Linked DNA regions of Homo sapiens: region 1 is linked to region 2. Evidence: chromatin loops called from intact Hi-C (ENCODE). Cell type or tissue: sigmoid colon. All regions are shown on one strand.

Region 1 (4,000 bases), 170 kb after region 2:
ATAGTGGTTAAGAGAACCAGGCAGAGGAATCATCCAGACCTGGGTTTGAAGCTGATGCAGCCATTTGCTGATTGGATGAGTGACTTCACTTCTCTATGACCCAGTTTCTCATCTGTAAATGGAGTCAAAGATAGTAGCTACTTTGCAGCATAGTTGGAAGGGTTGAAGTGACTCACATGGGGGAAGGGATTAAGACACTCCTGGGCACATAGTGGCTATTTAATAAACTTGAGTGCCTACTATTGATGGGCTTTAAGCAGCATTGGAGGCTTCAAGAGGATGGTATTTTGCTTCTCTGTGACTCAATTTCCCCCTCTGTAAAATGGGGATAATGGCTTGGCCCCCTTCATAGTGTTGTTTAGGAAGATTGAGTGAAATGAGCAAAATCCTCAGGCAAGCGAGAGGCACATGGTATGTGCTTATTAAGCATTAGCTGTAGTATTGTCACGTCTTTGCTCTATCCTGTCATACAATTTCCTTTTGAGTCAACAAAGAAGGAAGGAAACAAGTGTTCATGGGCAGCTGCCATTGGCCAGGCCTGGCACGAGATGCTTTTCCATGAGTGACCTTGCCGTCTGTCCCTAGTGCGTTCCCACACAGACCTTGGTCTCCTTTTGCAGGTGAAGAAACTGAGGTTTGGGCAACTCAGCAGGTTAATGGCAGAGCTAGGAGGAGAGCCCAGGCTTTTCTGATTTGGATTCAGGAGATTCCTTTTAGGGCTGAGTCCTGCATGGGCCGGACCAGACCAGAAGGAGGGGGTAGATGGCGGTGCTGATAATGATGATGATGGTGATGATGATGGGTGCTGGGCGGGTGCTATGTGAAGTTTGTTACATATGTGATCACACTGGGCTCTCCCTACAATCTTATGAGGTAGATTAATCATCTCCATTAGACAGATAAGGAAACTGAGGTTCAGGAAGACCCTGAGCATTTGCCTTGACTGCTCTGTGCTACCAGCAAGGAACCCAGGGCTTGGCACCTAGCACATCATTGATGCTTAATACCCAGCTGTTCCTATTTCCTTTATCTTGCCCTCACCCTTTTCCCTAGAGGGGTCGGACCATGAGAGCTAAAAGGCCCAAGCCAAAGCCCAACTCACTCATTTAACAGATAGGGAAATTGAGTCCAAGGTCAGGGGAGGATCTTGACTAAATCAGGCAGAGAAAGCCAGGCCTGATGGTCAGTGGAGGCCCAGATAATTGTCTGGGGGCTGCAGGAGGGGAGGAAGGGATGGAGGAGATGTAGGTGGCCAGGGGGAGGGCCTGGCTGCTGCTTTAGAAGAGAGGGTAGGCGAGAGCAGGTCTGGGAGGAGGAAGAGCCCTCGGGCACTCCCCACTCACACTATATAGCTTGACTGCTCCCCCTACCCAAAACACAGCCTTCCTTGCCTCTTTCCCTCCCATCATGCCTCTCCTTGCCCCCTCCTAGCCCTCCCTTTGGTGAGACTCCAGCCTAGGAGCTGGGACCTGGTCCCAAGACTCTAGAAACTTGAGTAAGCCCCTTCCTCCCTGGGGAACCCATAAAACGAGGGACAGTGGCATGTACCTCCCCTGCAGGTGACAGGACAAATGAGGTAATGCAGGTGAAAGGCTGGAAACTAGACAGAAATGGGAGTTGTTGTTATTTTTATTATTACTACATCAGATAACTGGTTGGACTGCATTTTTCTCTGGTTGCCCCCGGGGCCCTGTAGAAACAGCTTCAAATTGTGCTGAAAATTGCTGAGGACACAAATCGGGAAATCTGGGCTCTACCCTCACTCCCTCCTGACTCATGGGGCACTTTGGACAAGATCTGGTTCCTGTCCCTCTCTTGGTCCCTGTCTCCCATCTGGATGGTGCAGGTGGACGACATGTTCTGTCTCTGTCCCTGGAACTTTGTAGGTGGCAGCTCTTGGCCTTGTTTGGGTTTGAGGAGGCGCCACTGGGACCAAGGGAGTGGGGAGACCAGGCAAGGATGGGTCCATGGCAGCCCCCTGGGTGCCTGAACCAGACGCTTACTGGGTCTGACCATGGACGTGAGTGAGTCCTCCCCACGCCTCTTGCTGTCCGCTCCCTGAAACATCTTGGGAAAGGAGAGTTGGCCCATCCTGAGACCTCATTCTGGTGGCAAGCTTCAGCCAGGGAGGCACCCCAGTTGGCAGGGACAAAGGCTGAGCTTGCCCCGGGGCTGCCAGGGAGAGGAAGCTGGGGAAGGAGAGAAGTGCCTTTCAGGGCATCGAATTCAGGAGCAGAAGGTGGACGTCTGCAGGGACTGGACTGGGGAGACGAGTGTGCACATCGCCACCTAGGCCCCAAGGAAGGCAGTGCAGCCCCCACCGGGCTCCAGGACCATCTCTTGGGTTCTTCCTACCCACAGGCACGCGCTGTGTGCCCTGCTGGCACTGGGACCTGGGCAATCCCAGTGTGACCCACCACCCTGGCCTTTCAGGCATCCACAGCACAGAACGTGGCTGACCTTGGGGTGACACTGCTTTGGTTACCTGTCCCTGCTTTCTGACTTACCAGCTGACGGTGTGACCTTGAGCAAGAGACAGCCTCTCTGAGCCCATTTTCTGTCTGCAAAAAGGAGGACTATTTGCTCCCTTGCAGAGTTGCTAAGAGCCTGAGGAAGGATATTGCCTGTGATGTACCTAGTACGGAGCCTGGGGCATGGTGAGTTTTCAGTGGCCAGTCATTCCCTGTCTCCCTCCTCTACAAATGAAGTCCTAGGATGCTAGGAGAGCACTGGAAAAGAAGCAGTGCTGCTTGGAGGCATCAGGAGGCTTCACAGAGAAGAGAGGACATTATAGTAGGGTTTTGAGGGATGTACAGGAGTTTCCTTGATATACCAGGGCTCTGTGCAAGCAGGAACCATAAATGTCATGGTTTCTCAAGTGCCTAGTATGTAACAGAAGCTCAATAAATATTTGCTGTTTGAGTGGTTGGCATTCCAAGTAGCAGGACTGTGTAGGAGAGGCATAGAGGTATGCACGATCTGGTCTCAACAGTGGATGAGAAATTTAATTCCTCTTCTGGGACCCCACGGTGCTTTGCCACTTTGTCTATGGAAGGCCGTTGTATACGTGGGTTCATGTGTCACGTCTCCTGGAGGACTGTGGACACCCCAAGAGTGGTCTGTCTGCTCACTCACCTTCACCTAACTCTCTAGGGTTCAGCCATGGATCCATGCTCAGGGAGGTGGATCCATGTTCAAATGAAGAATTGAAGCATGCTCCTGCGGATGACTGGCTAAGCCTTGTTTGGGGTGAGGGTGTGTGTGTGTGTGTGTGTGTGTGTGTGTGTGTGTGTGTGTGTGTTGTAGGGGCTGCCTCCCATGATCCTTCCCCCTCTTCCCAGGTAGTCAAGGGTAAAAAGGGTAAGGTCCAAACCCTTGACCCAGCCTTCCTGGGTCTTCCTGATTGATCTCTGTCCATTGCTCCAGCCTGGTAATTTTGTGCCCTACGAGAACAGTAAGCAAAGCAGAGGCCGGTGGGGGAGGCTGGGGCAAAGGGGTGCTGGTTTAGGTGGGGTGGTTAGCGCAGGGGCCTCCCTGAGAAGGTGACACTACAGCAGAGTGTTTCTCCTTCACCAGCTTCCCCTTCAGGCCCTGGGAGCAAAGCCTGTCCCACTTTCCTGGCTGGGCTGGGCACCCTCTGGTGCTCCATGGCCTTTGTGTGCACCTTCTTCCTGGCTCCAGGCTGCCAGGCCCAGCTGCTTCTGAACCATGTGATCCAGGCAATTCTATATGCCTTTCTTTGCCTCAGTTTCCTCATCTGTTAAATGGGGATAGAAATCACACCTGCTTCCAGGGTGGCTGTGGGCATTGCATCTGTTGTCAATTGCAGAAGGCTCAGGATGGCATCTTTACATCATAAACGCTCCAAAAATGGGGTCGTATTAGTTATTATTGCACTTATCCTGTTTTTCTAGATGCACTGGCCATTGAGTCTTTCCTGATCCTCTGGAAATGAACATGGGAGGAGCTTCCTGGGAAAGCATGGGCAAGACGGGAGAGG
Region 2 (4,000 bases):
TCTTAACATGCTGCATTTTTCTTTGGTATGCCTTAGTGGTATACCTGGTATAGATCTGAAGGTACTGTATAGTTAGTTTGCCTACATAACACTAACAATGCAGTTCATTCCTTTGTTCATAAATTCATTTATTTAACAAACGTCTGCTTAGTACCTGTATTCGTCTGTTCTCAATGCTGCTGATAAAGACATACCCAAGACTGGGTAATTTATAAAGGAAAAGAGGTTTAATTGACTCACAGTTCAGCATGGCTGGGGAGGCCTCAGGAAACTTACAGTCATGGTGGAAGGGGAAGCAAACACGTCCTTCACATGGCGGCAGGAGAGAATTGCAGAGCAAAGTGGTGGGGGGTAGGGGGAAGCCCCTTATAAAACCATCAGATCTTGTGAGAACTCATTATCACGAGAACAGCATGGAGGTAACCGCCCTCATGATTCAGTTACTTCCCTCCAAGTCCCTCCCATGACATGTGGGGACATGGGGATTATGGGAACTATAATTCAAGATGAGATTTGGGTGGGGACACAGCCAAACCATATCAGTACCTCTCATGATGCAGTAGGATGACCAAGACAAAATTCTTAAACTGGCGGGACTTACATTCTAGTAGGGGGAGGCAGACATGATTAAAATGTGTATGTCAGAGATGGTGTTAAGTGCTGTAGAGAGAAAGTACGGGACTCCACAGTCCCATCAGGTCTGATTACTTACACTTCTCGGATTTAAAAAAGGAGATCCTTGAAAGTCTTAAAAGGCTATAAGGAAGAAAAACTGCTTCTCAAAATCTAGGTTTTGTATATATCGTAGAACTGTAAGTATTTTAAAGAGCTAGAAGATTCAGATTATGTTTATTTCCTCTCTGATTTTAATTGCTTTGAGGATATTATAGTCTTACTTGGTTCAAGTTAGTTGAACTTGGTTCAGGCCAAGTTATCAGTAATGGGAATGATAATGATAGGTGAGTCTCTCTTTAAAAAGACAATGGGAAGGACTTTTAGAGGTTATTTAGACTAGCCCTCTCAATTTTGGCGGGGTGGGGTGAGTGTAACAGCTTTATTGAGATATAATTCCTGTACCATACAATTCACTTAAAGTGTACAAGTCAGTGGTTTTTAGTTTATTCACAAAATTGTGCAACTATCACCTGATAAATTTTAGAACTTTCTCTTTCCTTCAAAAACTCTTTTCTTCAAAAACACCCTTTAGCTGTCATACCCTGAAACTTTCTGCCCCATCTGCCCAGCCCTAAACAACCGCTGAACCACTTCCTGTCACTGTAGATTTGCCCATTGTGAATACTTCGTATAATTATAATATGTAGTCTTTTTTAACCAACTTGTTTCACTTAACGTGTTTTCAAGGTTCATCCGTATGGTAGCATGTGTCATTACTTCATTCCTTTTTATGGCTAAATAGTATTCCATTGTATGGAGATACCACATTTTGCTTATTCATTCCATCAAATGATGGACACGTGAGTTATTTCTACCTTTTGGTTACAATGAACATTGTGTACACATTTTTACATGATCTCTCAGTTTTCAAATGAAGTAAATGTAGTGGGGTGATTTGCCCAGTTCCCAGTGTGGTTCCAATGCATTGTGGGGCTCCGGAGGAGGCAGTGGTGCCACCTGCTTGACCAAGATCGTAGCTAGCTGTGAGGAGCTTGGAGCATGTAGGCATTTCTGGAAGAATTGAAATTATGTTTAGTTTCAGGGCCTTCTGTTCCTTCAGGAGGAGTGATACAATGGCATGAGGATGGACTTTGGTATCACATTTTCTACTGAGCCTCTGTAACCCTGGACAGGTGACTTCTATAAGCCTTGGTTTTCTCATTTGAAAAATGGAATTAATAATGTACCTTGCAGTGTTGTGAAGACTAGCAATAACATAGGTAAAGCACCCACCAGATCTAGCTGTGTAAGTGGTATCATCATTTAGGAAGTTACTGGAAGGACCAAGGAAAATGACGATGAGGTGGGCCTGTAATGATCCAGAGCAGCCACTAGATGGCAGAGAAATAGCAAGAAAAGACTGGCTGGTTGTGCACCTGGAACTTAGTAAGGTTTGTTAAGCTTCTTTCTAATTGTCCTTAAGAGGAGAGTACAGGCTCCCACATTGCTGGGAAAAGAGCCCACCGCCCACAGAATGTCATCACCCCATACCTGCAGCCTGTGCAGATATAGAAACACTACTGTGCGCCAAATTCGATAATCTTGCTTCTCATTTCTTAAAATAATTGCTGCCAATTCCCTAGACCCCAGTCTGCTTGACTGTCATGAAATTGCCTTTCAGTTAACCTTCAGCCAAGTATCAGTCTTCGTTCTCCTTGTCTGTTTTATTTATTTTTATTTTTTACTTAAATTGGGTCATGAGTCAAGCCTTGTAGATTCTGTTGTTGGGGAACTTGCAGACCAAGACATCCTCTGTTTTAGACAGATATATTCCATCCCTACAAGCAGAATTAAAGTTAGACTGTCAGGGAATAGTGAAATGTCTGTGTGTGGGATGATGCTTGGAGAAAATTGGTCGATTTCAGGGCTGTTTAGGTTGTTTGAAATAGGTACAAGCAGAGAACTTTTGAGGGCAGCCATTGGGACTGTTATACCAGATGACCTCCCCCTTCTTCCAGAGTTCTGAGTCTAGGTGCCCAGAATGGGTAAGTCAGTGGAAGGTTCACCTTTTCCCTGGGCCATTTAGGAGGACTTCCGGCTCTTGGTTTCTCTCAGCCCCCTTTTGCTGCCAGGGAGGGCAGTTGTGTTTCTAATTGAGTTGAGGCTGCCTGGTTTGTAGAGGCCAGTGAATTGAGGATAAAAAAAGCAGATGAGTTAGGGGCAAATTGGTAGGATCTTGGGGCTGGAAGTAGCCTTGAAAAAGATCACTTGGTTCAGCAATGAATGTCTGACTTAGGAAGACACTAAACCTCTAGTCCTGAGACCCTGCAGCTAAACTGAGAGGGTCTTGGGCAGGCCTGAAACTTAGACAGAAATATATGGCTGAGGTCGGTTCCTGGGCCTCAGCAGGTCTGGTTCTTGTTCATTGGGAACCAAATGGCTCTGGTCTCACACTGCCTGATTTTCTTAATGTCTCTGCTGTCTTAACTTGTGTTTGAGCCTCTCCTATCTAGCATGGTGTTGAGCACATAGTTCAGTTCTATGAACAGAAGGAAGGGAGAAGAGGAGTCAGGAATGCAAAAGAAGGCAACAGGGAAAAAGCTTGCATGGGTCGTAATACATTGTATTTATAAAGCTGCTGAGAAAATGCTTTCATGTTCATCTTCATAAAAGCCTGTGAGGCAAATAGAACAGGTGTTTATTTTACAAATGAGAAAACTGGCTTAGAGTTGAGCTTCTACAAGATTTTACAGATTGAACTGGAGTCTTTTGGTTCTGAATCCAGTGTTCCCGCTACTCAAACACCTTACTTTTGTGGGTGGTGCCTCTTCTCCCTTTTCTGTGGTTAGGAAAGCTAGAACTGGCCTTCTACTCATTCATAAAGTGGGTAAGAGTCATCCTTGGAGTATGTAGGGATTTCATCCTTAGCACCTCTCAGGTCCCTGTTTTCCTTCCATGAAGCCACGTACCGTTGAGACAGGCTGTTGCTCAGATTGAGGTAGAAGTGATTTACGGAAACTGGCCTGGCAGTGGCTGCTTTGGGTTCCAGATTAAGGAATCTGGGTTTTGCCTCCATCATACGAATTTTTCCCTTCATGTGTTAAAGGGAGTCCTCCTACCCTTTTTGGGGTTGAGAAACTAGAAGTTAAGGAAGAAGGAACTTTCTTTTTCTTTTTTTTTTTTTTTTTTGAGACGGAGTCTTGCACTGTCGCCTGGGCTGGAGTGCAGTGGCACGATCTCAGCTCACTGCAGCCTCTGCCTCCCGGGTTCACGCGATTCTCCTGCCTCAGCCTCCTGAGTAGCTGGGATTACAGGTGCATACCACCACATCCGGGTGATTTTTGTATTTTTAGTAGAGACGGGGTTTGACTATGTTGGCCAGACT

What was found. Peaks named below come from ENCODE experiments on the same cell type or tissue, not always from the same donor. Only the 100,000 strongest peaks of a DNase experiment are listed, where the experiment ranks them.
Region 1: it touches region 2 in a loop (3-fold over the local background); 44 of 110 quality-filtered maps call a loop at or near these places.

What each region holds. Positions count from the first base shown.
Region 1 is chr1:22,273,741-22,277,740 of GRCh38, forward strand. No RefSeq gene overlaps it. Among named protein-coding and RNA genes, the nearest start is that of MIR4418, 9.5 kb to the left of the region's middle. In sigmoid colon, a CTCF peak has its summit at 2,316; no DNase peak of the experiment used is centred here.
Region 2 is chr1:22,103,814-22,107,813 of GRCh38, forward strand. No RefSeq gene overlaps it. Among named protein-coding and RNA genes, the nearest start is that of WNT4, 37 kb to the right of the region's middle. In sigmoid colon, a CTCF peak has its summit at 2,003 (motif pointing right); no DNase peak of the experiment used is centred here; H3K27ac peaks cover 205 bases.